Regions from separate parts of the Homo sapiens genome. Here region 2 is linked to region 1. A link is an interaction called in ENCODE POLR2A ChIA-PET data of the cell type or tissue named here. Cell type or tissue: PC-3. All regions are shown on one strand. Each heading gives the region's core, and the rest is flanking DNA. Links, peaks and the distances in the headings are about the cores only. Region 1 has its middle 320 kb from the start of MIR4445. Region 2 has its middle 710 kb from the start of MIR4445.

Region 1 (16,863 bases), core at 5,907-8,406:
TATTTGCTCATTGTTCTGACATTTAGAACCGGAATCTCTTACCAAGGATACTTTTCTTTGTTCATGCTTTTAGAATGATCTCTAATCATTTCTGGGTTTTGCTGTCTCTTAACAATGAAATTAATTAAAACAGCAATAATATATGTAATCATAACAAATGCGTTAACTATAATTTATTAAACAACCTCTATGTTACAGGAATTGGTTTATTTGTACTTTTTTGAGGTAAGCAACCCTCTGAGGTAACAATTTCCTTCATTTTTACAAATAAAAAAATTAAACTTCAGCGATGTGAGCTGCTTTTACTGAAAGTCACATAGATACTTTTGAGTCTGGCTGGGCCATTTACTAAGTCTCTGCTGAGGCCAAAACTTTTGATCTTTTCCAAGCAGTCAGACAAAAAATACAATCATTTATATCGAGCCGGGGAGGAGGGAGCAGAATTTGCTTGTAAGTGCATTAAAAGGTAACACTGCCTATCTTTGAGAAGGAAAAGTGGGATGAAAACATGTTTTCCAATTTATAGTGTGTACTTTTTTGTACATTTGAATTTTATGACATGTTCATGTAAAAAAAAAAATAGCATAAATGCTAAGCTGCCTCCCGAATTATTTTCTTTCTGTCCTTAGTGGTGCTAAGACAATCTAAGGGAAAGGACTTTCAGTCCATGCTCACCAAGTTTTAGAGGCATATTGGAAGGTTGGTGGATTGACAAGGTAATGGTAGTTCTCATGACAGAATGAAAACACTGTGACAGAAATGATGAAGAGAAAGAATGTCAGCACCTAGCCTCCACCTCCAACCTGTGCAATTTCTTTCTAGAAAATTACTTTCTGCTAAAACCTTGAATTTGTTTTTTATTTTAATACTGGAGATGATACATTTATAGATGTTTATTCAAAAGAGAAAATAGTGTTCTATAACAATCCTGATCTAGGATAAAAGGGAGTGTGTTAACACAAACATATCTCAGCAAGTTATAAATACGATTTTCTAACAATTAAAACTGTTTATAGGTGGGGTACCTTCAAATACTCAACTCCTTATTAATGTACTCAAATTAAAATAAGAAGAAATCTGATAGCTAAGCAAAAACTAAAACTGATGCCACTACCAAATGTTGACAAAGTTTAAGTGGAACTTACCTACTCACAGATGATTGCATGCTCACAAGGGTAAATTGGTTTAACCACTTTAAAAAGTAAAGTTGGCAAATGCATCAAGAGCCATACAAATTGTTCCTAGACTTTTACTTAGTAATCCTACTTCTAAAATTTTTTCCTTGGAAATTACAATATTTCCATGTCAACTGTGAAAAATATATTTTTAAGGATATGTAGTTGAACTTATAGAATCTTATCACAAATTTTATTTTCATACTAAAATAAAAATATAATTAAATCCCAATGAATGAAAAGAATATCAGCAGTATTTCATGACATAGTATGAAAGACCAGTTTTTACTATTTTAAAAAGCAAGTTTATTCACAATTTAATAGGTACTGTGTTTAGCACTGACCTGATAATATTCTCATGTTTTCTAATTATATTAATTGTAGCTCACTTAACAACAAATTAACTTCCAAAACCATAATATTTTCACTAGGATCCCAAATGTCAATAACTTTTATATTATTTCTAACTATATTACCCTCTTTGTACTATTGCCAGGCATTAACACATTTTCACACATCTACCTTTTGAAAATATGCTTACAAATTATCTTTTAATTTTATACTCATTCATGCAAATGCAGCTACTTATTTAAAATTTCACAACTTTGAATAGTATGTAATAATATACTCTATGTGACATTAAAGCACCAAATATGAACATAAATTTCAAAGATTAAAAAATGCATATACACACACATGGGCGCACACACACACACACACACACACACACACACACACACACAGTTGGCCCTTCATATCCATGGGTTTCACATACACAGATTCAAACAACCATAGAATCTATGACTCCACTGGACCATTGAGTCATCAGCCTTTGTTGGGATAAGACTTTCACTCAAGGATAAGCATTGTAAGAAATGGTGTTTTTAATTTTTTAAGAACAGGATCCTCTCTTATTTTGTATACTATTGCTGATTATGTCGGCCAGCTTTGAAAAAATTTTGTCTAATATTGGAAGTTTACTTCTAAATTCTGAAGTGCTACAGAAAGAATGGACTATTGTGAAACATGAGCTTTAGCTAATTACCATATAGCAACGTACTGTTAAGTGAGAAAGCAGAAAAGAAAGCTGTATACATACCACAATAGCAACAAAGTAAACCATACCTATGAAACAAAGTCTAGAAGGAAATAAATACAAACTATAAAAGCAATGATGGGGCACTGGCATCATAAGTCAGTGGTTTTTCTTCTGTTTTCCAAAGCTTTCTTCTAAGAAGAATGTAGCTGGACCTTCTCTTTATATCCAGTGTGAGTCTCCCTTTTAAATAAGTGTGTTTAGATCATTTGCATTTAATGTGATTATTGATTTCCTTATGTTTAAATCTATCAGCCTGTAATTTGTTTTTATATCTCTCATCTGCTCTTTGTTCTCTTTTCTCTTTTTCTGCCCTTTGAATTAACTGATCATATTCAATAATTCTATTCTCTCTCCTTTATTGGGTTATTAGTTATAACTTTTGTGTTATTTTAGTGCTTGCTTTCAGATATATAATTTACATCTTTTACTTGTATGTAACAGCCTATCTCCAAGGGATATAATACCATTTCAGATCCAATATAACAAACTAATGAGAGTATTCTTCCATCTCCTTGCTTTAGGACTAATGTCATACATTTTACTTCTTCATATGGCTTAAACCTCACAAAACACTGTTATTAATTTTGTTGTAAGAAAAACTTATCTTTTAAAAAGCTTTAAATAATAGACAAAAATAATATTACCCATATAATCATCATATAGGTAATGTGGGACAGCTAGCTGGACAAACATTGCTGAAGTATGATTGCATCTATATAGAATCTAAGACCTAGAAAACCTTGTTGTCCACGCACTTGCATCTAGAATTCCCACTTCAGAAAGCAAATGCCAAAATACAAAGCAATATGTTTTTATATATATTTATATATATAAATATATAATGTGTATATAATATATATTATAATGTATAATATAATGTAATGTGTATATAATATAAATGTGTATATAATATTTATATACATGTGTTTATATGTGTGTATATATAATATATAATAAAATATATAATAAATATATGTGCATATATAATATATACATATGTGTATATATATAAACATATTGCTTTGTATTTTATATTTATATGTATATGTATATATATAAACACACACATATATATTGTTCATATATCATAAAGAAGATGAGTTGTGAAACTTTGTTTTTTACTTCTATTTGAAATTAGCCTTACTAGACTTATATTAATTTTATGACATAATAAAAATGAATATAATATACCTTTGGTTCAAAAACAATTAAAAATAATGATTTTAAGTTTATGGAAAGTATAAAAGTGTTTAGGGTACAAAAAATAAGTGGAAAGAGGAAGAATAAAAATATGTTATATGGCCATAATTACTATTATGTTAAAAATTAAAAGCAATCTTTAAGAAATTATGTTATATTCAAAATCAGGCAATATCACTTTACAGAGCTGCTGCAGACAGAGAGGGAGTGGAGTGGGGTGGGACACTAGATTAAACAAAAAACATGACCCATTTTTCAAATACCTCAAATCCTAAAGAGGAAATTATTTCTCCTGACATAAAATATCTAAAATGTTCCCTTTTGCCCCTGCTGCACGCACACACAAAATACTAATTGAGAAGAAAATAAAATGGCGAAAGGCAGGGAGCCCTGAGGTTAGAAGACGGCTATAGAATTAAGTGGATAAGCAGGCATTCTTAGGCAGTACAGCATCCTAGAAAATGTAGTCAAGGGAGTGCACTTTAATTAATTGAATAGAGACTTATTTGAGTAAACTTCAATTATACAGTGTTCAATGACTAAGAATAAAACCTTAAAATATTATTTCTAATAAACATTGGCTGGGCATGGTGGCTCACATCTGTAATCCCAGCACTTTGGAAGGCAGAGGTGGGCAGATAACTTAAGGTCAGGAGTTTGAGATCAGCCTGGTCAACAGGGTGAAACCCTGTCTCTGCTGAAAATACAAAAATTAGCCAGGTGTGGTGGTACGTGCCTGTAATCTTAGCTACTTGGGAGACTAAGGCAAGAGAATCACTTGAACCCGTGAGGCAGAGGTTGCAGTGAGCCGAGATCGCACCACTGCACTCCAGCCAGAGCGACAGAGTGAGACTCCATTAAGGAAGGAAGGGAGGATGGAAGGAAGGGAGGAAGGAAGGAAGGAAGGAAGGAAGGAAGGAGGGAAGGAGGGAAGGAGGGAAGGGGAAAAGAAAAACAAGAAAGAAAGAAAGAAAAAGAAAGAGAAAGAAAGAAGGAAGGAAGGAAGGAAGGAAGGAAGGAAGGAAGGAAGGAAAGAAAGAAAGAAAGAGGAAAAAAGTTAACATCACAGCATAAACCAGCATGATAAACAAATGATGGGAAGCATATCAAGGAGGTTCAGTAAAATTTGAAGGAATTCAGGATGAGTTGTAACAGTGATTACTTTCTTAGAGACAGGTCATGAGTTATTTCTATCTGTTTTTAGGTAGTGAGAACTAAAAGTTTATAGCAGACTCTTTTATGTATTCTTCAAAGTATATAAGGTGTGTTGTACCAATGTAATCTTCATAATAATATGGGATCTGTTCATACATGGAATCATCCCCGGGTCTGTGTTCAGTTATTTGCAATAAATTCATTTGCTGTTTTTAAAGTCCACGTTAAAGTAGCCTTTCATGTTAGTTTAGAAAGTTACTTTCTTGCTGGACCAAAATGGGATCCGTGAAAACAAGAACAAGAACATGTTGCATCCGTGAAAACAAGAACAGTGGGACAAAACAGGTAAGTTTTTTTTATGGAATGTTGCTTTAACAAGATTAATTTCTGTTAAATATAACAAAAAATAGGATACAGTCCAAAATGTGAATAGGATTTGTCTTTGAAAGAAGAGCTTTTGAATGTTTTTAATCCTAATATTTATGGTTCCCCAAATATTTGTAACAGTTAAGTTTGATATGAAAAATAACATCTTTGAAAGTTGCACACTTCCCAAACCTAATAAGGAGATTATATGGGATATCTTTAAACTTTCTCTTGGTGTCTAGGAGCCATCCTTGTGAATTTCAGTCCACCTTCTCTGGAAGAGTGGCCCTTCTGTTAGGATAACTGAAATGTGTAAGACACCATTTATACGTTTACAGACATCCCCTAGGATGCTGTGAGTTTTCTATCTTCTTCCTCAGTTATAGCTGAGACGACCCATGTGGCAACTTCTGGTGTTATCTTCTAATTTGGTATTTGGTATATGAGGTACCATCAATTGAAAGTCAATTGACAATGAGTACTAGAGCTAGTCAATCTTCTTAAAGCACCTTATTTTTCACATAACTCTAATTCATTAATATTTTCACTGAGGTATGTGAATATATACATATGTATTCCCAGAAAACTATTTTTCCAGAGCTAAGGTCTCTCTCTCCCTCTCTCTATCTCTCTCTTCCCCTCCCTCCTTCTCTCTCTCTTCCTCTTGCCCTCTCTCCCTCCTTTCTCCTTTTTTTTTTTTTTTTTTTTTTTGAGACAGAGTTTTGCTCTGTCGCCCAGGCTGGAGTGCAGTGGTGTGATCTCGGCTCACTGCAGCCTCTGCCTCCCGGTTTCCAGCAATTCTCCTGCCTCAGTCTCCTGGGTAGCTTGGATTACAGGCATACACCACCATGCCCGGCTAATTTTTGTATTTTTAGTAGAGACGGAGTTTCACCATGTTGGCCAGGCTGGTCTCAAACTCCTGACCTCAGGTGATCCACCTGCCTCTGCCTCTCAAAAGTTCTGGGATCACAGGCATGAGCCACTGCGCCCGGCCTTCTCTCTCTTTTCTACCTCCTTCCTTACTCTACCTCTCTTCATATTTTCTTTCCTTCTTATTTGAGAGGACAGTTCTGACTACAGAAAGAAAAAGCTTATGTTTGTCCGAAACAAAAGAGAAACGTTATTCTAATTACCTTAAAGTATCAATATTCCTTTACCCTAATCCTGACTGATGAACCGTTAACTATGGGACACAGCATTTCAGACACTCACATCCAAGAGCCTATCTATGAATTTGGGGTAGCGAACAATACAAGGTTTGTAGCATTTTTTTCCTAAATGTATTGGCCAGTTGTTCTCACTGTGCTGGGAATCCTGAGAAGCAGTATTTTGTTTGTTTTGTTGTTGTTGTTGTTGTTTTGTTGTTTTGTTTTTTATTTTTTCTCTGCCAGTGTGCTGACCTGCTGGTAGGTACTGAAGACCAACATTAATTCATAGGAACTGACATTTAGTTCAAGGGCCTTTCAGAGTTCAGAAGCATTTAGAAAAGCATCAGTGAAAGCAACTTACATACCTACCCTTACTGGAGATACAGTCCCCACTAGCTCAGAGGTGCTGAATACCTCCTAGTGAATTGTCTTCCCATGTCATTGATGACTGGTTAACTCAGATTCTCCCTTTGCTTTCCATCTTCCATTCATTTAATCATTAAGGCAGAGTACTGGGCTTTGGGGGTATTTTCTTTTTAATTATAAAACTACTGTCTCCAAAAAAATGATCAAAATACTGAAAATTGAAAATCAATATGATAAACACTCACTAAGCACATACAAAAAAATTATTGTTAATTGCATTTTAGTGCATTTTTCTGGCATTGTTTTGTCTCTTATTTTTCCTTCTTTTAACTTTAATGTTCTCAGAATTTGTAAGCATACATGATTGCATTTTCTCATAGCACTTCTTTTACATAGAATAACATGTGATTAAGAGAAAGAATGGTAGTATTGTGTTTTAGTTCTCAACAGGAGGTATATCAGAATGACTAGGAAGATTTTTCAAAAACATTATTTCTCACACAAAGATATGCTTTGATGGAAAGGGAACAGGGGAAGGGGAGGGCATGATTGGTGCCTGTGCCTTCTAACTGAAATTCCCAAGTGACTCATACCCTGTCTCATAACTCAGGAGTGTGACTAAAAGAAACTCAACCTCTGAATGAGGAAACCTAGGTTTTAGTCAGAGCCCCAGCATTCTTTATGTATTTATTCATTCAACTAATACCAAGTGAGTGTTTTCTCGGGCTGCACTGGGCTAGGCTCTACGCTTCAAGTGTTAAAGAAGACAGACAAGTTCTCTGACCTCCTGGAGCTTAAAGTTTAGTTGATGTGACAAGCATTAAACAGATAACCATCTTAACATTAATTTAATTTCTGAATAACATTTTTTTTACCCAGTGTGCTGTGAAAACCTTAGCTATGTGATCCTAGGGAGTTAACCTAACCTCTATGCCTCAGTTTCAGCATCTGCAAGATGGCATAATTCAGACTTGACAAATGACCTTACTAGACTGATGGTAGAAAGATTTAGAAATAATAGTTGTAAATGTGGTGTGAAAAAATATAATGTGTTAAATAAATATTATGATTGCCATCAGTTAGAAAGATTAAAAAATATATGCACACACAAATAATCCATATCTTCCCTTCTAGTTAACATATATATTCTGGTGACACCATCATCAAAATGAAGGAAGATATGATATATCCAACTAGCTTCAGTGATTTCCTCAGTAGATGTGGAATAAGTTAAAGTAATTGTTAATTGATGACTAGGTACAAACATTTCTGCTTATCTATCACTGTTAACAAACTGCACCAAACTTCAGTGGCTTAATAGAGGTTAAGAATTCAGAAAAGACTCATCTGAGAGATTCTTATCTTCGCAAAAGACTGTAACATCAATTGCAGTCACTCAATGGTATTCAGGTGGCGGCTGGGCTAGTGCGGGTTGCGGGGTGAGCAGAGGAAGGGAATGCGTAAGCCGGGCAGCTTGCAAGGAGAGCTGGACGACCAGACTCAGTGGGCCCTTTTCCCCTCCACATAGCCACAGGCGCTCTTTATGTGGTCACCATGTTTTGCTTCTCACATGGAAGATCAGGGCTCCTAGAGTGAGAGTCCCAAGAAACTGAAAGTAGCAATTGCCGATATATTAAAGCCTGGGCCTGGAAATAAGCATGTTTCCCTTCCACTGTATTATACCAAAGCAAATACAAAGTCCACCCAAATTCAAGGGAAGGAAAAATCAATCTCATTTCTCTATGGGAGGAAGGTCAAATAATTTTCAGGCATCTTTAATCTGCTATGCAAATACTGGTAAACATCAACTCTTGCTTAATTCTTTTCTCCACTGGCCTCAGCCCCCATTCATCCATCTTTGTTTCCACAACATGTACAGTGTCAAGTAAACTCCTCATTTTATATAAGATTTATAACAAAGAGAGGAAACGGGGGAAAAATTATTCCCTGCAGGCCCCTTAAAGACGTGACTGAAGAGAGAAACTTGCAACAACTCCCTAAACCAACCAGCGTAAGTACATTCAACCCACAAGCTTGGGGAAGGAGTAAGAGCGTCACTTGCATTGAACTTCTCTTTCCTCTATTGGGAACAAAATATTATTTTGTTTTTCATCTGATAATTTATTAACAAAGAGAAAAACAAAAAATAAAGCCCTAAGTGCCTCCTCTCTGATGTTCAGATCCTGACAGTTAAATAGATTTCTAACAGTGTGCTTGTAATGATCAAATGGCAAGTGAACTTAGAGGTCTTAAGGAGTTAATTATGATAGAATTTAAACTGTAGTATATTTTTACTTTCTATATAAGATGTACCTAAAATTATACTTTACCCTAAAGGAAAAAAACGTGGCATAAAAAAAAGAGCATTTGGAGTCAGATACGCCTTAGTTTGAGAAGCATTCCTGGCACATAGGAAGGGTAAGACTAGCAACATCACAGCTGAGTTTCCATTTCTTCAACACCATTGTTGCTGAAGAAATCAGGTGTGAAATATGTCTATATAAGGACTAACACAGTAGATTTCCAAGAAATATTTGCCAAAGAAATGAATAAAATCCACATCATCAAAGTAACCATCCGAAAAGTAAGATTTGATTCAGAAAGGGATGACCTCTAAGAAAACCGAAGAGGCGAAGTAACATTTATTAAACACCAACTATGAGCTAGGCATTGTGCAAGTTACTGAGGATAAAGACGAAAACACAGACTTTCCTCTCAGAGAAAAGCATGTAACTTAGAAGCTAAATGCAAGGAAGAAAACAATGTTTTTTGGAAATGCAGAGTGTGTGCATACAGCCTGTGGGTCCCAGAGGGGAACAGGCGAGCTGGGCCTTGGGTGAATTTTTAATAATGAGTAGGGATAAATCAAGTAAAAAACAGAGGGCAATGGGGAGAGGCAGGCATAAAAATTATTATGGAAAAAGGCAAATGAGCCCATTAAATGTGCTTTAGATTAGGTCTGAGAAGTAGGGGGGAACAGGCCAGGCATGGTGGCTCACGCCTGTAATCCCAGCACTTTGGGAGGCTGAAGCAGGCAGATTGCTTGAGGCCAGGAGTTTGAGACCAGCATGGCCAACATGGTGAAACCCATCTCTACTAAAATTACAAAAACCAGCTGGGCGTGGTGTTGCATGCCTGTAATTCCAACTACTCGGGAGGCTGAGGCATGACAATTGCTTGAACCCAGGAGGCGGAGGTTGAAGTGAGCTGAGATCACACCACTGCACTCCAGCCTGGGCAACAGAGCGAGACTCTGTCAAAAAAACAAAAAAAAAAAAAGCGGGGGGGGGGAACAATCCAGTAGGTCCGTATTCCTTTTTAACCTGGCAAGGAGCCCAGTTCCAGGCACATAGTAGGTACTCACAAACTCATTAAAGGCAAGGCAGGAAAGGAGAATGTGGGGTACATGATGAGTTTTGTACTCTATTCTAAAGACTTCAGATGTTATGCTGAAACCCACAGGGATGTGTTGAATGATTTTAAATAAGAGCAATGTGATCATATTTCTCTTTCCCAACCATTCATCTCACAACACTCTAGGAAGAGAAAGGAGATCTATAAACATACAGGTGGGGAAATGGTTAAGCATTAACCTATTAATGTAGATTACCTATTAATGTAATCTACCTCTGGAGGGTTGCAAAACTTTCACAAAAATTAAAGCAGGTTTAATGTTCTCTGACTGTTTCATCTGAATCAGAGACTCTCATGCTCCCTTCCATAGCTGCCTTGAGTGTGAAATTTAGACACAGGCCAAAATACCAGTCAACTCACAGTATATTTCTATTGACCAGCCTGGGTGCTTTCTTGACTAATAAAACTCTTTCCTGATGAAATGACAATTCAGCTCCTGAGCAAGTCTTTGCTGTAAGAATATGTGTGAAGCACAGACCAATAGAAAATGTCTTGTTTTGTGGGACCTATTTTTTTCCCATGTCTTTTCAGCTTCTTTTTGGATTTTGCTCTGAGCACTGAATATCGGTAACCTCTCACACTAAAAGTTCAATCAAAGAAAACACTAGTTTGCACATGAGTCACACTATGGCAATATGGCATTATCTGCTTGAGGCCGTAAGATTGTAGACGAAAGGTGGATTGAACATCAAGCCACTAGTATATCTATCTGGCTGTCAGGCAGAAAAGGGCAAGTGGTCAGTTGGATGAAATGACTTACAAGCCTCCCTTACAAAGTCAAATACGTATCTAAGGATGGTCAGAAAATAAGCACAACCCCTACAGCCTTACCTCTGTTGTTCACTCACTCGATTTACATTCATTCGTACAATATCTCTTGAGAATCTATTTTACCATAGGCCCTAAGCTGGATGTGAGAAGTGAAAGGGTGAGCTAGATACAGACAGGCCCTGTTTTTGACTCAGTGCCTCAAGGCAATTTAGAGTTAAGCCAAATTTCCCATGGTTTCTGAAATGTACTCTAATTAGTTCTGTTCCCACACTTGGTTTGTGCCCTCATTCTCAGGATAAATATTTCTATCCTTCAAGGATTTACTCTTAATCTATCTCTTCTATAAATCATCCTTATTATTCTGACTCCAAATAATTTCTTTGTCTTATAGCTGTTTTACAAATGTTAGCCCCCAATCATGTAATGTGCTAATCCATGACTGACTAATTACCTGAAAGAATAAATACAGATACAGATATGCTGATATATAGATATCACAGAATAACATGTGGTTTTCCAAGCTTTCATTTGCGACACAAATAAAGATGAGTATTTACAATTGATAATGTATTTGAAACGCCTTCAGCAGGACTGAACAACTAGTTCATATGGACTTCACCAAAGATGACCTAAAAGTGATTGTTTATCCTTCAGGTCAGAATCCATTTAGGAACAATGACTAGATATGTTCCATGTTCAATAGGAAGATAATATTCGTGACTGAATGTGACAAGTGACATTTTTCAACTGTGAATCTTTAAAAGTTGGCATATAAAGAAATGAAGAAAAGAAAAGAAATTCTACTGCTTATCATCCTCTAAAGAACACATAAATCTGTCACAGAGGAGAGCAACAGAATTGTTCTCTACCCTCCAGCTGAAATATTTCAGAAACAGGAGATTAAAATTTTATTAGATCCTCAGTACTATGCCTGGGAGATAGTTTTCTGTGGATTTTATGAACAATTTGCCAGCAGAGTCAGGTTTAGGGAAGAGTCTCAAAACTTTATCCTTCATTATTATCAGTAAACTACTAAACACAAAACAGGAAGTAAAGGCAAATAGGACATGAAAGTCTCAATAAATATTGAGACTTTTACAGTGTTAAAATGTTTACTTCCTCATCTCAGCTCTCCATCCACTATCTGAAACTCCCACCCCACCCCCACAAAATCTATAAAAGATTTCTTCACTTCTTCACTTACACTGCACGGGGTAAGATTTTCAAATTCTTTTATATCCAAACATCAAAAGAATTGCTTTATTTCTACATTGCACTGTCACATAAATACTCAAAAGGAAAAAAGAGAGTTATTTTCCTTTAAGTACCTCATTCCCCCCAATCCATTAATAGTTGAACAGGGCGCATGTTTGATTGTTATCAAAAGGTCAGATATTATGGAGGCATATTATGATGTATATGCTTGTAAACATTTTCATTTAATCCAAACATTTGTAATCACAAAAAATGCTTTTGTCCACAACTATTAATTAATTCAACTATTTTGTAACCTGTCTCTGAAAAACAGTCCAAATTATTATCATTTCTAACTACAACTCAAGGAAATTTTATGTTCTACATCACACAACCAAAAAACTTTCTAATTTTGACCATATTTAGAAATAAAAGTTTATTTTAAATTATAAATTAAATATAAGAAGTACTTAAGACTGTTTAAAAGGTATGTCAGTAACTATAATACAATAGTGTTAGTGTCCTTATAAGAGACATCAGAGAGCTTGCTCTCTCTCTCTCCCTCTCCTTGCACACACCAAGGAAAGGTCACATAAGGACATAGCAAGAAGGTGGCCATACGCAAACCAGGAAGAGAGCCCTTAACCTAAATCAAATCAGCTGAAACCCTGATCTTGGACTTCTAGCCTCCAGAACTGTGAGAAAATAAATTCGCTTTTTAAGTCACCTAGTCTGTGGCATTTTGTTATGGAAGCTCGAGCAGACGACGACAGGCCCCGTAGTTCCTTTATTCCAGTGAAGTGACAGCAGCCCTTGGAGAGTGACACAGTATTGAAAGACTAATTCCTCCAGAAACTGGAAGAGTGCTAACAGCTGTCACCTCTCAGACCTCTCAAAAAAATTGCCTTTGATTGGAGGAATCTGCTTCAACTAGGGTTCTCTTTCCTTCCTAGGGTAGCTCTCATTCTGACCACAACATGGGCTAAGTAATTTGACCCCCACTTCAGAGCAACCTGTGATGTTTGCTAAAACCTTCACTGAGGCTGCATTGGGATTGAACTTCCCTCAGCAAATTCTGCCTCTTTTCCATCTCTTCCACAGGTATTGATTATAAAAGCATGTAATAATAAACTTATTTTTCTAGACTTACCTTCATGTCAGCATCTGCTTTCTAGAGAAGCCAATCTACAGCTCCACCTCATTAGAATTACTTTTAATTTTTTTGGTATAGTTTAAAGTGGATTTCCAAAAAATATAATAAACACAGCCTGATCCAAAGGATGAGAAGGAAAACCTTGAAAATTTTACTGAGCACCTGTAATGTGCCTGCATTCTAGTTTATGGTTCTTTCGTATGTGTTATCAATTCTTTCCTTCCTGATGTTTATAGTACCAATATATTCATATCATTCTCCAGGAACACCATCAAATTAAAATACACTCATTGTTAACAAATTTTATGTAATGAAAAGAAAACAATGCTCATTTTAAAGAGAAAACTGGTTTATAATTGTTTCGAGAAAGCTGACTGTGCGATGCCTATTCTTGTGTCCCCTGCTTTGCTCATTCACTTGCTTTCTTCTTATTCTTTATTACATTACAGTCTTTGCCAACCCCCCTTCAATGCTCAACTCAAGTCTCAAATTCTTTATGAAATATCTGTCCACTCCTATTTCCTTTATCTGTAGAGTTTGTGCATGCTATTCAATTAACTCACTGAAAGCTTTTGAGTTCTACAGCTTATATCTCCAAAGGTCTCACAAGCTTTTTAGAGACAGAGAGTATGTATTGTTGTCCTTTAAATCCCTTAATGAGCCCAGTGCCTCACACATCACCTACTGGAAAAAGAGACAAAGGGAGATATGAAACTCTTCTTTGCAGTTTTTCAGAGAAAATCAGAGGTAATCTTTACATGAAAAATGTCTAAATTATCTTCTACCTGAAGAACAGGGGGAGCATTTCAACTCATAATTACACAGATAAATAATCAATATCAATACCCTTCATCTATATTAATATTGAAGAGTGAAGTTTAGAGGTAAATGGTAATACTCAAGCATTACTTAGATACTCTACAGGTTAAACACAAATGGATCTAGTAAATAAAGATGGGCTGGTTTAATTTTTGGTATTAATTCAATAAATAATTATTACACACTCACAATATTCTAGAAATCAGGGATATGAAACTCATTTCTCTCCAATCAAAGCAACATCATTTTTTTTACTAGTTCCATTGAACAAGTAAGAACAGGCAACCCACATGGCATTGGCCAACCAGCCTGATGAAAGGAAGGCACATTTTCAAAAGTCACAGATCCAAATTCATTAAAAAAAATTCTCAGAGTATTAGTTCATAGAACATATTTTTTAAAAAACTTGCACCATTTATTAAGCATTTACTGTGTAGGAAGTACTGCCATATGCTTTACGTACATTGCCTCATTTAGTCCTTAATAAAAACCTATAATTGTACATTTTGCAAAGGAGGAATTTGAGAATCTAAAAGTTTATCAGACAGCTTAAATAATTTTCTCAATATTACATTAAGGTATCGTCTGATTCCCAAAACTCTGCTCTTAACTATTACACTGCACCGCACTCAGGAAATGAATGTTGATGCTATTTTTCTACCACAGGTCAATAAAAACAACTGTCAGAGAGACCTCGTTTGGCTGCTAAAGTTTTTCTATTAGATATTTCTTGTTTCCATCTTTATGAGGTGTAATATACTCACTATTTTAATTTTCTTTTTTGCCTATGATAACAATTACAACTTTAGTTAACTAAAAAGTATATTCAAATAACTCTGGTGGAACTTAAAAATAAAACTTTAATGTGTCTTTTTCTACATCTGACGACTCCTTTTTCCTTCTGGCCACCTTATTTCATAGATATCAAGTATTCTTTTTTTTTTTTTTTTTAGATGGAGTCTCACTCTGTCACCAGGGCTGGAGTGCAGTGACGCTATCTTGGCTCACTGCAACCTCCGCCTCTTGGGTTCAAGCGATTCTCCTGCCTCAGCCTCCCAAGTAGCTGGGATTACAGGCACCCACCACTACGCCCAGCTAATTTTTTGTATTTTTAGTAGAGACGGGGTTTTACCATGTTGGCCAGGCTGGTCTCGAACTCCTGACCTAGTGATTTGACCGCCTTGGCCTTCCAAAGCGCTGGGATTACAGGCGTGAGACACTGTGCCTGGCCAATATCAAGTATTCTTTTTACAAAGCATTGAAAATGACATTTTGCCCTAGGAGTTTTACATACTACGAAGAGTTTGGAAGGCAAAATGTAAGAAAGTATTTTTTTTGTCCATCTTAAAATACAGTAAACATTGACCCCCACTTGTTTATGTATTATATTAGGAACTATTTCCAAAATTTGCCTTTACTCTTACTGAACCACGTTTACCATATGTGGTGAGTAAACGAAAATGTACTAGCATCACTGTTTTAAATGTAAATAAGACTATATGAAATCTTCACTTTATATGGTGTTTTGTAAAAGACAAAAAAAATCTCCTGACTTCCCCCTTAAAATATTTACTGAGACAAAAGATAACCAGAATTTAAAATAGCACTGAAAATTAAGCAGAAATACATCTATTGCTGACATTCATTGGAAATCCCCTAAATATATATGTAAACATTGACCCATCGGTGTTATGCTGAGCATTATGAAAGCAAGAACCACGTTCACCATTCTTCTCTTCCTTCTGAGCCCAAAGGCTCAGAAAGGCAACAGCTGCACAAATTTGAAAATTGATGAAAATAAGCAGCCATCCATGATATGTGTGAGAACTCTGACTGTCCCCTGGAGTCAGTCTGATATACCTATACTCATCAATGAATGCCTGTTTCTAGCCAGAAAAAGATAGTAAGTTCCTGAAAGTGACTTGGGAGGAAATAGCAGGGGGCTGGCAGTGCTATATAAGAACTCAGGAAAAAACTTGGAAAAAGAGAGCAAAAAGAGAAAGAAAAGTAAAAGAGGGAAACTCAGGAAGACTATTGGAAATAGCCATCTTCTGGCACTTCATCTATTAATACAAGGAGTTCAAACATTTCATAGTGGAAAGAACTTGAAGATCCCACCACAGCCCAGCAAAATGGGCTGAGCAGAAAAGGCTGTGGAGAACTGCACAAATAAGCATAATATTGTAGAATTTAGGAGAGATCTTAAACAACAGTATGTACAGTGCAGCTAACTAAATATAGAAGTACCAGTACTATGGCCTCAAAAAATTCTGCAGAACAAGAGAAAGTGAATATTTTTAGTATTATACTATAAGTCAGAATTAGAGATCACTTATGAACTCCAGACACCAGACACATTTTTAAAATATTTTGCTGCTCAATAGGATGTATGAAAACATGAGTTTTTTTGCCATTAAAAGTAATGGCAAAAACTGCAATTACTTTTGCAGCAACCTAATACTTTGAAAAGATAACACAATCAGAAGAAAAGGGAGATGGCTTATATTGTTATAGTCTGAGGTATTGGCAGTAAAATGCAGAAATGATACTGAAGAAAATAAAAATTGTTATTAACCTACAGTGACAAATAGGGTCCTTGTAGTGCAGAAGGAGTCATGGTAACAGACTCTCTTGGGCAAAGTAAGGAAATCCAGGTGCTGAAGGTAAACTTAAACCATCAGGTAATCTCCCAAAGCCTTTGAGAGCCTCAGCTATTGGGAGCACCAGATGCCAAGGAAGGTGGGGTGGGTTGAGGTCTGAAAAGACTAAGATTAGTTAGATGACTGTAAACATGGGAGTTGGAACACCCAGATCCTCTCCTACATGCCTGTAGCCAGAAGATTATTTCTCACATACATCTTCACTGGCAGGAGAATAGTCGGCTATCCTCAGGAAGGCTCTGGACTTTGTAACAGAGCACAGCAGAGAGCAGGAGAGAGTATGTGAATGAAAAATACAGTGAGGTATGCAAACTTCTCTCCACTTTCTTTTCTCTTTTTTCTG
Region 2 (16,863 bases), core at 9,132-11,631, 390 kb before region 1:
GATACTTCCAAACGAAATACACTATTTATGTATAAGATAGATAAGCCAACTTCAAGAAGCTCACTGAATATATTTTCAAACTTTTTGTAGTTGTTGCTGTTAATGAAGCTGACTGAATTTGCAAAGTAACTCAATCCAGGTTTTGCATGGAAACAAGGTCATTGTCTTCATTACTTTGCTAAAATAACTTGCTGTGATAGATGGGCAAACCGTGATCCTGTGCTTAATTTTCTTTTTAAAATTCTGACAGATCCTCTCTTCTTGGTCAATCAGTTTTCTTATTTTGTAGCCTGTCTGATGCTTTAATAAAAGAGATCTCTCTTTTGTTTTAAAACAATGGCTGCAAAATATCTTTGTTTTTTACTGAGGTTAATTCTCAAACTAGTGGACGATGTTCTGATGGCCACAATGGTCTGTCTCCAAATAATCAAAATAGTTCTTTTATCTTTTAGTTTCTTTCTGTTTCTTCTTCAGAATCCGTCAAAAAACATGAACTGACAATACTCATTATGTTGCTTCAAATCGTCAAAGGCAGTTTGTCCTATACTAGCATAAACTAAAATATATGGCTAAGCTGTAGTGAGATTCAATATTTAGCATTCAAATGATTTTCGCAAATCAAAGGGAAGTATCACACTCAAAATCTCTTTGATATCTGTAAAGAGCATGGGAAGTTTCTTTACTGTTTTTTTCTTTTTGCTCAACACTTTAAATTCTTAAATTTTTCAAATATGTTTAATGACTTGCCTTTTAACGGATAAGCATTTTAAATGATGAACATATACAGGAAGCTCATGCCACTTTTAAATCCTTTCAAGTCCCGGGGGTATCACCATAGTAACTTGAGAGTACATTATGATTTTTAAACAAAAGCAAAGTGTCTTTTTTCAAATTCCCTCTTATGGTAAAGAGCTGCAGGGTAAGTGAGGCACAGAAATGGAGTGTGCTTGGCTTAGGTTCTGATGACTCTGGCTCCTGGAGATGTTAAAAATTCCATATGCACTGCCCTTGAGTGTTTGGCTAATCATAGAAAAATCAGAGTGAACTTCTTTGAGAATTATTAATGTATTTATTTTTGAACATTTAAAACATAGTAAAAATGTATGAATATTTATACAGAAATTGTCCTGGTATTAAATATTTGAGTAACTTAGAAACACACAGACACACACACACACACACACACACATATATATATAAAAAACATTAAAAATTTAAAACATTTGTATTGTGAATATTTGTTTTATTAGTAGGAAATATGTTTTAAAATTCTATACTCTAAATCTTATAACCGATATTCAAGATACAGTTCCTTTCTTCCTTATTCTTCATTAGATATGTAAGATATTAATAATATTAACTTACAATTCTTCATGATTTTAACATTTCAAAACATCCATGTTCTGAGATATTTTTGTATATATTCTAGAATGTTTCTGGCTCTCCTTCTTAAGATGTCCAGAACTAGAGGTATATGCCAGCTGCAAAATGATATAAGTCTGAAAGCTTTTGAAGACAATAATTCTTTTACGAAAGATACAGAAATCATTCTTTGTGAAGCAAGAATAAAATCATGCCCTTTATTCATTGTCAATGGACCTGTTCCTCCAGAATGCATTACTATCTTTTATCTAATAGCCTATTACAGACTGCAGAGCATGTAAAAGCAGTGATATTGCTCAGGGTCTAGAGATTTCATTTTTTTATTTCAATGCCATTATTAAATAACCCCTTAGATGGGAATTCAATACTGGCATGCTACATGATAAGCTATGTTAATAGCTCGTGTTATGCAAGAATTGAGCAATTATTTGAAACTTAATAGCAGGCCTGTGAAAATTTGTAATTGGACAGATTTCCATCCACTGTAATGTTATGTAGTTACCTTAGTGTTAGCAGATTAGGATGTGGTCTTTTGAAAAAAGCTCATGAAACAAGGCCAGGTTACTAAAGAGGGGATTTCTTTTATCCAGCTCTTTTGGGATGAAGTGGATAGAAACACTTGTGCTCTGTTTGAACAGAAGTTGTAGTGCTAGAATGAGATTTGCATAGCAGAAACTTGACAATTTTTAAGTTCTTTAGTTTTATACATATATGTGTCCCCAAGAAAGCAGGTTTTTTTTTTTAACAAAAAAAAGAGAGTCTTTGTAAAATGAAGAATGTTTTAAAATGTAAACACATAGTAAATAGGAAGGTTAATTTAAATTTGTTCACTGTTGCAGAAAAATAATATAAGGAATCAGAAATGAAGAAGGAAAAATAATCACCAGATGGTAGATTAGGTGTAATTATAATTAATGACGATGATGTTATTATATTCAGAAAGAAGTGATACAGGGAAACCACAGTGGCAAGAAAGAGTAATCATGAAAATTGTAAAACCTTGGCTGATCAGCAGGAGTCACATAGTTCTGTACTCCTTGAGTTGAAATAGATGGATCTTATAGCATTTCATAATTTAGTAATACTATCCTTTATTGTATACCAGTAAAAACAAGCAAAACCCTATCTAATAAATCACTGATCTAAAAATTAAATCAGAGATGGGATTTTGAAGTGGCTTTAACTTGAAATTCTAAGTATTTAAAGCAAAAGAAAATAAGGCAATGAACAAGAAAATTTATACGCTGGGAATGAGGAAAAAATGGAAAAGGAAATAATTTGTTATGGGGTATAAATTCATGGCTCCTGTATATGCATGTGGTAGCTGAATAAATGATGTCCCTGATATGGTTTGGCTGTGTCCCCATCTAAATCTCATCTTGAATTCCCACGTGTTGTGGGAGGGACCCAGTAGGAGGTAATTGAATCGTGGGGGCAGGTCTTTCCCATGCTGTTCTCATGATAGTGAATAAGTCTCACAAGATCTGATGGTTTCATTAGAGAGAGTTTCTCTGCACAAGCTCTCTCTTCGCTTGCTGCTATCCATGTAAGACGTGACTTGGTCCTCCTTGCCTTCAGTCATGATTGTGAGGCTTCCCCAGCCATGTGGAACTGTAAGTCCATTAAACCATTTTCTTCTATAAATTACGCAGTCTCGGGTATGCCTTTATCTGCAACGTGAAGACGAACTAATACACCTCCCCTTCCAATAATGTTTAAGTCCTAATCCTCAGAATCTGTAAATATGTTGTCTTACATGGTAAAAGAGAATTTGCAGATATAATTAATGATCTTGAGATAGGAAGATTATTCAGAATTATCTGGGTCAGCCAATGTATTATAATCACAAGCATCCTTATAAGAGGGAGACAGAAAGATCAAAACTGGAGAGAGACAATGTAAACACAGAAGTAGAGGTCAGAGAAAAGAGAAGATGCAACCCAGCTGGGTTTTAAAATTGAGGAGGGTCTGCGAGCCAGGGAACATAGTCAGGGTCCAGAAGCTGCAAAAGGCAAGAGACTGGATTCTCCCCTAGGGTCTGCACAACGAATGCAGGCCTGCCAACACCTTGATTTTCACCCACTGACACTGATTTGGACTTCTGATCTCCAGAACTGTAAGGTAATAATTCTTTGTTGTTTTAAGCAACTAAGTTGCTTGTAATTTGTTATAACACTAATAGAAATCAAATATAATGCAGGATCTCTGTATACTAAGAAGGTATACTATATGCTGTGTATATAATATTAGATTATAATATGAAGTTACTAAGCCTTGTGTCTTTGTAGTTGCAGTATATCTCCCTTAGAAGTCTTTATACCTGTTGCAAGGATGTAATCTATCTATCCTAATTCTTAGAAAGTGCCTTTCTTCTTTCTTCCTTTCTCAGCTTTCTGGTTAAAATATGCATATACATTCTTCCCAGGCATCATGGGCATGGAAACACGTCTATAGTCATGGCAATTTTAATTACTCAGATTTCACTGGCCCTTGTCTCTACTTTGGAAAGGCTCCACCTCCAAAATGATCCTGGGAGTATCCAGAGGTTGCTTTACATTTGCTTAAAAAACAACCCATTTCTGGGGGATTACACTGCTTTCTGGACACTGCAGTACTCCAAAGGGTATCTCCACCAGATTTTGTTGTGCTAGTGTATCCTCTTCTCTGTTACAAATACCACCTCATCCCCAAAACATTGTCACAATTCACAGGTAAATTTTTGAGGAATCAATTAATAGCTCTCCATTCTTAGTACTCTACTCTGCTAAATGAATTCCAGGCAGTGATCCCAATATCTGATAGTTTTTAGTGACACAGTTGTTTCATGTTTTATTTAGGTCCCCTCTGTTATCCATGGGATCCCAAAGTGAATCCAAATGGGAGATACCTGGGAAATCATTTGAATGTAGATGCCAGGCTGTCATCAGAATTGTCCCCTTGCCTTGACAACGAAGCGCTTGTATTCATTCTCTTTTCTCCATCTAGGAAGTCACGGCCAGCTTTGGCTGTTGCTTGAAGTTTCTGAAATCTCCTGAAAATCAACTCACAGGAGGTTTCCTCCACCTGTTCACCAGTGATGACATATTGCTTCTTGGACTTGGCATGGTTTCATGGTGACCTTCATTTTTATGCTTGTCTAAGCCTAATTTCTTTTTTTTTTTTTTTTTTTTGAGACGGAGTCCTGCTCTGTCGCCCAGGCTGGAGTGAAGCGGCGTGATTTCGGCTCACTGCAAGCTCCGCCTCCCGGGCTCACGCCATTCTCCTGCCTCAGCCTCCCGAGTAGCTGGGACTACAGGAACCCGCCACCACGCGTGGCTAATTTTTTGTATTTTTAGTAGAGACAGTGTTTCACTGTGTTAGCCAGGATGGTCTCGATCTCCTGACCTCGTGATCCTCCTGCCTTGGCCTCCCAAAGTGCTGGGATTACAGGCGTGAGCCACCACGCCCGGCCGCCTAAGCCTGATATTTTTAATGACCAAGGAGGGACTGTTTAGCATGCTTCCTCACGGTGTCAAGCCATGATTAAAACACTGATCTACTTGAAAAGATTGCTAGGTAAATAGTTCTTTGTCTGAAAAATAGAATCTATTTTAAGTCCTCAATTAGAGGTTTTGTTGTCACAATATAAAGGATCCAATCCACCTGTGAATGTTGTTTGCAAAGTTGTTGTCACCTGCAGGAATTGTAAGAAGTGTTTATTCACCCCAACAGGCGAGGTGGATTTAAGATCTGCCCTGATTAGGTGGAGCCTCAGTAAATAGCTAGAAATGCTGTGGCCATGGTGGTTGGTAAATGAGGAGTGCCATCAGTGCTTTCCATCCCTGTGACTGAGTAATGGGCTCATTAAAAATGATAATTTCAACTTTGAACTAATAATTGAACAATTTTAACTAATAATTCGAGCTTTATATCATTGTTCAAATGTGTTGTTAAAACCTGAAAACAAACAATAGTGATTCCACCCTTTACTCAAGAAATTTCTATCTGCTCAGCAAGAACATGATCCTCTGATAACAGCTCTGCCTTCATATCATTACTCTGTTGATGCGTAACAAATTTACCCTAATATGAACATTTTAAAACAACAAAACATTTTTATCTCACACAGTTTCTGAAGGCCAGGAATCTGGGAGCAGCATAGCTGGATGATTCTGAGTTTCCCCTGAACTTGTAATAAACTTGTTTCCTGGGGCACCACTCACCTGAAGAGATGACTGGGGATAGGGGGTCGGTTTCCAAACTCACTCCCATGGCCGTCGGCAGGAGACTACATTTCCTTGCCAATTGAGCCTCTTCTTTTGGCTGTTCCTGACTTGGCAGCTGGCTTCCAACAAAGTAGGAGAGGGATAGAGAGAAAAACTCATACTAGTACTTCCACTCATTACATTTATTAGAAGCAAATTACTAAGTCCAGCCCATAGGCAAACAGGAAAAACTTATATAAGGACATGATTACCAGGAGATAGTGACCCTTGGGGGCCATCTTGGGTGATGCTACCAGTCACCAATTTGCTGACTTTAACTTGAACAAAGCACTATGCCTCTTGGATCCTTTGGTTTCTCTTGTTACAATTTTAGAGATTTTACTATATAATGCTTTCTATATCTATCTGAGCTCTTAAAAGTGATAATACACTAAAGAATGATTAGATACTAGAGAACTTAGATAGAAACATCCTCAGTGAGTGGCAGAGTTTAACTTTATTATCTACAACCCAGTTTCCCAATGTGACTGTTAATATTTTTTTACATCTGAGACATCCTTCAAAGATATTTTATTACAATGATCACTAGCAACTGTAATTGTAATTAATTAGCATAGACTATTTTGGCATTCACTATTTAAGGATCATTTCTGAGATTTCCTCATCTTACCACTAAGGAAATTAATTAAGATCCAGAATGTTTCCTATGTTGTTTCCAGTCACAAGGCTAATTATTGAAGTTTATCTTTATAAAATATCTTATGCAATATGACTAGTTTTGCTAAAGAAACAAAATAAATAACATGTATTCAGAACTTACTATATATCTAGCACTCTTCTAAGTGCTTTTAATTCTCCTAACAATCCTAGCGAGGTAAAACCAAAATGATATGCTTTGATTACATATATATAACACACTGGCACAGTCAGGATTTGATACCACGCAGTCAGGCTCCAAACCATAGGCTCTCAACCTCTATTCTGCTTGCATAGAGGGGCGACAGAACTTACACATGATTCAAAACAAATTTGGGGAAAAGACCAGGATGAGGATGCCACTTACTTGTACAATCACATACCCTGGGAATTGTAATCATGGCAGGGGTTGTAGTGGTTCCACAATGGCTCGACACTTCTTTAAGCCTATTCACACTCAAAATCTTCAAGAAAATAAAGATAAAGAGGCTCAGTGCATGAAATCTAATTTAGCATTTTGAGTACATCAGACATGCTTAAACTCCAGGAAGTCCATGTGAACCCCAGTTTCTTAGTTTCATGTCAAACTCAGTAATTTTACGTTCCAAAAGCACCAGGTTTTCCTGTTGCTGTAGTGCCTGTTAAATATGATGATCTCATCTTTTGTCCACCCATGTTAGGAGGAAGCTGTGGGATAAAATGAAATGGTAGCTAGGTATGAGCTGACAAACACTATTCTCAGTAAATACCAATTATTTCTCTTGTTTTTGTTTTCAGAGTGAATCACATGCTAGAGATTCCCTGGAATAGCTTATGATGAGGTACACAGGATGACTAAAACTTCTCTTAAGGCTTTTTTCCAGTATTTGATCTATTTTGTTGCTATACTCAACAATTCACAGAAAATTCTGGGTATATTTGCTGGCTGCTTCCGTGAAAACAGCATGGAAAACATAGCTATTATCTAATGCTTTGAAGAAATAGCCATTTGAGTTAGAATTCAACACTGAACATTTTTGTCAATTTTGACATTTAAAACAAATTAATACAAGAAGTAGCATAATTTTTTGTATTGAGTATGATTGACCAGATGAAATACAGAAAATCCAGTTAAATTTGAATTTCAGATATACCACAAATAAAATATTTAGCATAAAATGTTTGGGATATACCTATACTAAAAAGTAGTCATTGCCTATCTAAAATTCAAATTTAACTGGCATTTGTATTTTTACTTTCTAAATCTGGAAATTTTAATTTTGAGGCTTCAAGAAGAATTGAGAATGTTCTTGCCCATTATGGTTTTTGGGTCTGCTGGTCTCATTCCTTAGGACTCCACTTTAAACTATAAACTAAGTAACAGCTGGCCCTCCATATCTTATGAGAAGAAGCAGAGACTTTGAGATTAGACGGTCCTAGTTCCACCCTAGCTCTGTTGTTTACTATATGCATGATCAGAGGCAAAGTACTTGAGGTGTCTATATTTCATTTTTCATACTGGAATTACAGGGATGACGACACCCACCTCAGACTATTCTTCTGAGGATCTAATGTATCTAAAGTTCTTGAAGTTTTCGTGTATAACAGCCCCGGAATAGGTTTTCATTACTGCTTCTGTCTTTCTTGTTGCTGTAAAATAATATGTGGCTTGAATTCTTTAAGCCTTCCTGCATATGAGTATAAATGATATTAAATTAACAATTAATTTCATCAGTTGTTTCCTTACCTGAGTAATAGTTTTGACCCAGTCTCTGGATTTTTTTCTATACAGTTTTGGAAATCTCAGGGTTTGTCTCGCATATTCTTGTAAATGCTTCTTCATATTTTCCAATTCCAGCTTAGTTTTTTACCTGCTGATTATGAAGCATTTTAACAAGAATCATTACCTTCTGTCTCTGCAGCTTCTAATATCCTTGAGGCTGTCAATATTTTTACACAGAGTATTAATCCCTTATTCTTCCAAAGGTGTAAAGGCTTGGTGAGGTACAAAAGTATACTACATTTACTCCATGCTCAGTACACCAGGACCAAACCATATTCTGATATTAGTGGGACAATTCTGCTCTGCCTCTTATCATTTGGGGTATGTGAAGGGCTGTTGTTTTGGTTCTCATATTTCAGAGTTTTTCTTGTAAAATAACAATTTGTGGGGCCCAAACCTCCTCACATAAGCCTATTTTCCTTCCTTCCTTCTTTCCTTCCTTCCTTCCTTCCTTCCTTCTTTCCTTCCCTCCCTCCCCTCCCCTCCCCTCCCCCTCAGTTCCTTCCTCCCTCCCTTCCTTCCTTCCTCCCTTCCTCCCTCCCTTCCTTCCTTCCTTCCGTCCTTCCTTCCATCCTTCCTTCCTATAAAGATGAAGTCTGGAAAATACTGAGTTACCCTGAAGATAAGAAGATTAACGAACAGAGGAAAACAAAACACATAGCAAGCTATTCTTTCCATCCAGAATACACTGTACATTTACCTATAACCACTTTACTCATTCAGTATTCAATGGATTCAATGTAGAAGTCAATGTAGATGTAGAATGAAAGCTAGGCAAAAGAAGCTCAAAAAGTTTATCAAAATTGCATAGTATTTACCAGAAGGAAATTAGACAAATTACTGTACAAATTTAAAACTGCATAGAAGAACTTGGAGGGAATATTATGCAATAATTATGGTTTCTTTTTGGTTCATTTTTATGTGAACAGTAGTGTCTGTAAGTTCTGCTTTTGGTGTAAAGTTATCCAGATCCTTTGTCTATAAAGTAACAGGACTTAATGACATGGTATGCTGGGAAATGCCAGAACTAAGAATCAAAGCAATTTTTATTTTAGTTATATAAAATCCAAGGTGTGACAATGGCAAAAGCATCAAACTGTGTATCAACCAAGCGGAACTGCTTGAAGACTTCCCAATGTAGCTGACTGCTTCTTGCTACTGTACAATTTCCTGCAAAGCTCTTTTTTCTTTGTCTTCATAAAATGTTCTTATTCTTCCCAGGAACCATCATTCTTCTGCCTAAGTGTCCCTTGTCTTTCTCACTCAGAAACAACATTTTTACAGCCTATGCTCCCTGCAAATATTTCTTCAATTGCATATGCCACTTGCTATTTTAATTATTTTTTTTTTGCATGTCTCTCTCATCTCCTTGGAGGTAGGAGCCATATGCTATTCATCTCTGTGTTACCAATGTCCCCTTAGCACAGAACTTAGTGCATAGCATTTCTCAACAAAAGCTTGGCAAATTGAACATAGCAAGATCATTGTCTACAAAATAAGAAATACACATTTGGATTATTTCATTCTATCGCATGTATTATTCTCAATTATTAAGCATTTCTAAAGCTCTAAGAAATTATAAAAAGGCTACAGAGATGTGAGTAATTTGATATAGCAGGAGTTGAAAGATATTAATCTTCTGGAATCTAGGTACTCATTCAGATGCTGATATGTATCTTTAATTTTGTTATCATGCCCAGAGTCCAGATGGATTTTTATTAGTTCATCAAACAATGCAGCAGACTTGACTTGTATTTAAATCCTTCTAATTAGTATAATCTTAAAATAAAACAAATCAAATTGCTGAATGGGCCTGAATATTTATTTATGACTTTTTTTAGTGCTTAATCAATTTAAATGAAATAAAAGAGCAATGTATTTTTCTATGATCTGATGCATAACTTCTTGATAACACCAGCTGATATTACAGACTTTGCCTAATCTTCTGAGTTCCATACAGCATCTTTACTTGACCCAAATAAAGATTCATTTATAGGAAATTTTCATGGATTTTACCCCAAAATCAAACACTTTTTTGTTTCTAGATCAGAACTTGGTTTGTGTGTAATATACGTGATTGTGTAATTGAATTTTAGTTAATCTGACACTTTCTGTTCTTTTGATTACAGGCTCTAGTCCAGAGGGTTTTCTGAAAAAACACTTTTCTACAAATTGGCAGTAAAGATGAATAGTGAGTATGTTTTAAGCATTTACACATGCAACATTGTTCTAGGCACTTTGCATTTAATTCTTACAACCTTCTTTGAGATAGGAGCTATCTTCACTTTACAGGTCTGGTAGCTCTAGGAGGAGTATACATCCAGATCTTATTCTCTTAAAAGAATAAGTTCTAGTCAGCTGTGGGATGGGCACGCATTATTGCCAAAAGTTGTGATTAATATTTACTAATTGAGTAAATTAAGTTTTACAGGCACCAAGTTTACGCAGAGGAACTCATGATCAATTTAGGTGAGGTACTGCCATTGAACTCGAAGCAAAGTCATGTCCAAGGCCACAGCTCATGTGTTTATTCACACTCTGGCCACAAGGGGGAGATTGTTAAAGGTAAAGGAACGTGCGCTTGCTCTTTTCCACTGTCAAGTGTCTTTTCCTTCGAAATGTGTGCCTTGATTTACAGTGATGCCTGGCCTGGGGTTTAACCTTGCTACAACTTTTCCAGCGTGTTACAAAGGTCTTCCTGTGGCTCTGTGCTCTTTATGCCTAATTACATCACTGGTTGGCACATTTCATGAAAATAAGATAGCTTTAGAGAGAACGTTTCCAGGGTGGATACTCAAAAACATCATAATCATCTAATACAACACAATTCAGCTACTCTTAAATGATATGCCTTCTTTTTCAGTGGCTCTTTCCTATAGTGTCCTGGCAAATTCTCTAAAGCTACAAAATGGATAGGTCAAGAACTTTAGCTCACAGCAAAGGGGAATTTGATCATCAACATAAAATTGGATAAAGGATGCAGTGTGGAACTAAGGGGCTGAAATTATAGTTTTCCCTACTTAAGATAATTATGCCACATGCGTTCATTTAATTTAATAACTATATTATACTGTGGATTAAAAGCATATGCCACAGTAAAAGTTTTGAAGAAAGCATTATAGAAAATAGAAAATTGACTCATTTAATAAACTTCTAATGAGCCTAAAAACTCATCTTAGGCAGCTGTAGAAACTTAAGGGTTTAATGTAATCTTTTTCTTGAGTTTCTTTTTTTTAATATTTGAAGTACTAATGTAGGTCATCCTATATGGGCCTATTGAGGTTTCATCTTTCCATGAACGGTTTTACGAACCAGATGGGAGAAGCAACTAAAAAATTATTATCATGAAAACTTAGATTTTTGTTTGTATGTTTGCATGTGTGTTCAACATTCTATTTTAAGATTTGTAACATAGTATGATCAGTATAGTATTATATAGTATAATACTATATTATAATATAGTATAATATACATTATATTATTATACCGTAATCCACAATATAATAATATAGTCATTAAACTAAATGAGTGCATTTGGCATAATTATCTTAAGTAGAGAAAACTATAATTTCAGCTACTTGGTTCCAGACTGCATTCTTTATTCAATTTTATGTTGAAGATCAAATTCCCAATAATGAATATTATCCTTGAATATTATCCTCTATACTGACATGAGAACAAAATGTATTTATTTTTCAAGTGACATTTATTAAAATCCTATGGACATTTATAAAATCATTGACATAGGCCAGTCATTGATCCAGGCACTTGGGCTACATCACTAAGCACAAGAGCCCCCAGTCACTAGCACTTGGAAACCAGCATTCTAGTGGAGAAATAGAAAAAAAATTACTAAGTAAATTTTATGGTATGTTAATATATATACATTACTAAAAAACAGATCAAAGAAGATTGAGAATGCCAGGAAGAATTGAAATTGCATCAGAGAAGACCTCCCTGAGAGGGTGAAATTTGAACAAAGACTTGTAGCAGCTGAGAGAGTGCACCTTGCAGATATCTGGAGCAGAGGGACAGGCACTCCATACAGAGGCAGCCACTCTGTTACCTTAGGAAAGTAGAAAGGCTACCTTAGGAAAAACAGATGTATGACTTAATCCGATTTCAGTTTTTGAAAGATGCATTTTGTTTTTGTTAATGTGTGTTTAAGTGTATGTTGGGATGACTAGAAAATCTAGGCTTTCTAAAACAGATGATAGTAACTACTACCATGATGATAACAGTGAACTTTGAATTTATTTTGAAAGTTAATCCAAATGAATATCCTGAGAGACTGGATGAAAGAAAGAGAGGAATCAGAAATGCCCCCAAGTTGCTTGCCCTGAGCAGCTGGAAGGATGAAGATGTCTTCAAATGGTATAAAGAAGACTGCAGGTGGAGTGAGAGCAAGTGAGTGGTGGGGAGAGGAAGAAGTTCACTTATCGACAGGACAAATTTGAGATATTCATTAGACATCTCAGTGGCAGTTGGTTATAACCCTCTTTTCCCATAAAGAATAACAGCCCCTGGCTCAAGGGCCACCCTCCCCCTCTCTCATCTATGGCAGCCATACCTAATCTAAAAGGCCTTTATTCCTGCTGACATGATGCAAGTCAGACCTTTTTTAACACACAGACTTAGATAGCCAATACTACCTGGCTGAAGTTTCAGAGTCACAGTAACACAATTGATTTCCTTGCTAGGCTACATGTAAAGGTGGCCAAATTCTTCCTAGTCATCTCATTGTAGTCAAATATTTCCTCAAATTAGATACTGTATCCATTCTTAGGTAGGGTAGTCATGCCACAAAAGCCAGGTCATTCCAACAGATAACATATTTTCCTGCAAAATAACTATGGTTTTCTGTATTTTTCTAAGATAGGAAGGAGCCATGTACTGTCTCAGAAACCGGTTTCAGGCTTACCTGACAGCAAACTTTTCCCAAATTGCTTTGTAGCTGTCAATCTACTCTCAATGGCAACTTAATTTTTTTTTAATTGGTAGGGTGCGAGAAAGTAGAACAGCAGGCATATCTGACGTGAGTGAAGACTACCCTTCTAATTGTCTAATGAGAAAACACTTCATTAGCATGAGGAGGACAGAGGTCTGAATCTTTTTTAACAATTAAATCTCTGCATCTTGCATGTTATTCCTCCAAGAGAATTAACATATTCTCTCTAGCATCTACTAGAATTTAACAAAGAGTCAGTGAGATTTCACAAGAAATTATTTCCTTGACACCTAGATGCCTGGGAGTACTTAATAAATAATTGAAATAACATTCAAAGAACGTATACTAAAAATACAACAGTTCTTCATTTCAAGAGATGTGTATTGAGTGTGTCCAGACTTTTGTTCTGTTAAAGAAAAATGTTTAACATTTTTTTTGAGAGTGGCAATAACCCATTTGGTAATAAGAGACAAGAAATGTGTGTGTAATTTATGCTGGTTAGTAGATTGCCTTTGTTTGTCTGGCTTGTGGCACATAAACAGATGTCAAGAGAGAGTCTCTGTGCATTAATCTGAGTATGGAAACTGCTGACATAGCAGCTAATATAGCTGTATTATCCATCTACATGCTTGTTCTTTCCTGGTTTATACAGTAGGGCTTTTTGTCTGAATATAAATCAATAGAAAGGGAACTTTAGAGCTATTTAAAATTCTAGCCACTTGCACTAAAACATGAACCCCTTTGGTTATGTAATACTTCCACACATTTACTCATTTAGCAAAACCACAACTGTCTTCCTTTCCATCATCCTGAATTTGTGGGTCCGAAAGAACGCACTTAAAAATACATTTCCAAAAAAGTCATACATTCTTTAAAAAAGGTAACTATTTTACAAACAGCAAATTATTAAGAAATTCTTTACTGGTAAAAAGATGATTTTAATAGAGTTTACCTATTAAAGCCTATAAGAAATAGCATGCTTCTTTTTCAAGCTACAGCCATGTCGAATTGTACAACTTTCCACTGAAGCTTACATGTGCTACAGAATGCAAAAATGCTACACTTTGTGAAGTACTTGAGGAATTTGTGCTTACTGGTTTCTCCAATTAGCAATTTTTTTTGGTGTACTCTTTTTTAAAAATTTTATTTTAAGTTCCGGGGTACATGTGCAGGTTTGTTACCTAGGTAAATGTGTGCCGTGGTGGTTTATAATAAAGTAATAGAAATGAAAATGTTTTGTTTTGTTTTGTTTTTATGAGACAGAGTCTTGCTCTGTCACCCAGGCTGGATTGCAGTCATGCAAACTCAGCTCACTGCAACTTCCACCTCCCGGGTTCAAGCGATTCTCTTGCCTCAGCCTCCCAAGTAGCTGGAATTACAGGCGCCCACTACCACACTCAGCTAATTTTTTGTATTTTTAGTAGAGACGGGGTTTCTCTATGTTGGCCAGGCTGGTCTCGAGCTCCTGACCTCAAGTGATCTCTCTGCTTCGGCTTCCCAAAGTGCTGGGATTACAGGCGTGAGCCACTGCACCTGGCCTGAAAACGTTCTTAAGATAAATGATGAAGTGTAAAATAAGATTCCTGTTGTTTAGGATTCTCCAGCTTGATAACTTTTTTTTGTACACACACCGTGGAAAAAAGTTGGCAGAAAATAAGTCAGGAAACAAAATATAAATTTACTTATACTAAGTTTGACCTATATGACCACAGCTTTTCCATTGCCATGTTGCAAGACTGATGAGTATATATTTATTCAAATAATCATTCTCTCTTTCCAAATAACCCCATTGTGCTGTTTCTGCTTTTTTGTTGTTGTTATTAGAATTACCTTGATATCATGCAGCGTGCTTTCTTAAATAACCTCACTGGTAAGAATGATTTATTTTCTGAGGGTGGCTTTGAGAAGCTGCTCAGTCACTTAAGGGTGGCTAGTGATAAGATGAAATGATCAATGTGATTAATATTAATTGGGACAAAATAATACAGTGATTCTTAAAGTGTGATTCCCCAGATTAACAGCCTCAGGATACCATGGGGCTCTCATTCAGACCCAGAGTGCTCTGTCTACCCTCAGAGTTTCTGATCATTTCGTTGAGGGTGGGACCTGAAAACGTACTTTTCTAAAAAGTTTCCAGGTGATACTGATGTGGTCTGGAGACCACATTTTGAGAACCACTGAAAGAATATGGGATCTTAAAATTATTATCCTGAATTCTTTTATTATTTTAAACTGCTTTTGAAGGCAATTTCAAAGAGTTCTTAAAAGTCAGTATTATTAGGAAAAGTTTAAAACCTCTTGAAGTTATTCTTTTTATAGGAAAATATTCTGTAAATTATTTTGCCTTGGTTTGTAAACAAAGCACCCCAGGGCTTTATCGCTAGCCCTGGAATGCCAGATTAACACAGCCTGGAAGGAACCAGGGTTATAGAATGGGAATACTTAGTGTCACGTCTGCCCAGCCACTTTTTCTCTGGTATCACAAGAATGGGGACAGATGATTTTGAGTTCAGCTTTCTAACCTCCAGAATGTTGCTAGAAGCTTAACGTGCATCTTTATTTTTCTATCCAAGAAAAAAAAATAAATCTGAATTAAATTTAAACATTCAACTAAGTTAAATTTGGGAGATCTGATTCTTAGGAATTGTTAAAAATCTGATCATGTGGCTTAACTATATGAAATTCTTCAAAGGACCTCCCCCTATTGGGGATTGTGTGTCTTCCCTGTGAGATACTGAGTTCCATGAGACCAGAAATCATTTCTGTCAGGAGAATTGTTGTGTATTTAGGGATTCAAATGGTACGTAGAACAGAATAGGCACCCTGTGAATTTATTTTGGATATTGGAGTCCAAGATCTTTGATACATAATGCTTTTCATGTTCTGTTCCTTTCTTAGTCTTCTCTCTATCTCTTATCACACTATACTTTGAATCATACAGAAATACTGATTTTGCTTGGCCTTTCTGAAAAGTGTCATGATCTTTGTCACCGACACAGAACCAAATGACACTATTTTTAATATTTGTTGACAAATGCTGTCATAGTCTTTGGAATACTAAGGTAGAATCAGGCCTGATTTAGTAATTTGCTACTGGGTCCTGAAGACAGGTTAGTATTTTGTCTGCATATTTAGTTTAAATGAATTATTAATTAGCAGAAATAATAACTGTTTTAGATGTAACAACAGATCATTTCATAAATCTCTCAGGTAGCCCTAATGGGAATAGTTAGTAATAGCCAGTTGTGTGGGTTTTAATCTAATCAAAATTGGATGTGTGGGGGACCGGGGCAAAAAGAATTTCTGTGACATTTTCATGGCCCTTGAGGAATTTCACATTCCATTTGAAAGTCAGTATTATCTTTAAACCTCTTAACTTGAATATGTTTTACTTGTTTTGGTTAGAAAGGGTAAAGTAGAGGTTTTTGATTTTGAAATTCTAAACTATCAGCAAGCAGTTTGAGTCCTTCAAACTGTAATTCATATCTTAAATCCCTAGTCTCCAGTACCTCAGAATATGGCTGTATTGGGAGATAAGTTTTTTTAAAGAGGTGATCAAGTTAAAATGAGGCCATTAGAGTGGGTCTAAAAATCTGAATGGTATCCTTGTAAGAAGAGATTTGGACATAGACATGTAGAGAGAGAAGACAATGAGAAGACAGGTAGAAGAGGAAAAAATGGTCATCTACAAGCCAAGGAGAAAGGTCATAGAAAAAAAAAATAACCCTGCTGATTCCTTGCTCTCAGACTTTTAGCTTCCACAATCATGAGAAAATAAATTTTTGTTGTTTAAGCCACCCAATCTGTGATACTTTGTTATGACAGCCCTAGCAAAATTAATACATAGACTATATCTCGGTTTAATTAAG

Evidence for each region. Peaks named below come from ENCODE experiments on the same cell type or tissue, not always from the same donor. Only the 100,000 strongest peaks of a DNase experiment are listed, where the experiment ranks them.
Region 2: POLR2A ChIA-PET joins it to region 1 with 5 read pairs; 2 of 35 experiments call an interaction of 5 or more read pairs at or near these places.

What each region holds. Positions count from the first base shown.
Region 1 is chr3:109,917,638-109,934,500 of GRCh38, reverse strand. No RefSeq gene overlaps it. Among named protein-coding and RNA genes, the nearest start is that of MIR4445, 320 kb to the right of the region's middle. RefSeq lists an enhancer at 6,767-7,966. In PC-3, for the core only: no CTCF peak of the experiment used is centred there; a DNase peak (open chromatin) is centred at 7,130; H3K27ac peaks cover 2,188 bases.
Region 2 is chr3:110,308,448-110,325,310 of GRCh38, reverse strand. No RefSeq gene overlaps it. Among named protein-coding and RNA genes, the nearest start is that of MIR4445, 710 kb to the right of the region's middle. In PC-3, for the core only: a CTCF peak has its summit at 10,591 (motif pointing right); a DNase peak (open chromatin) is centred at 10,590.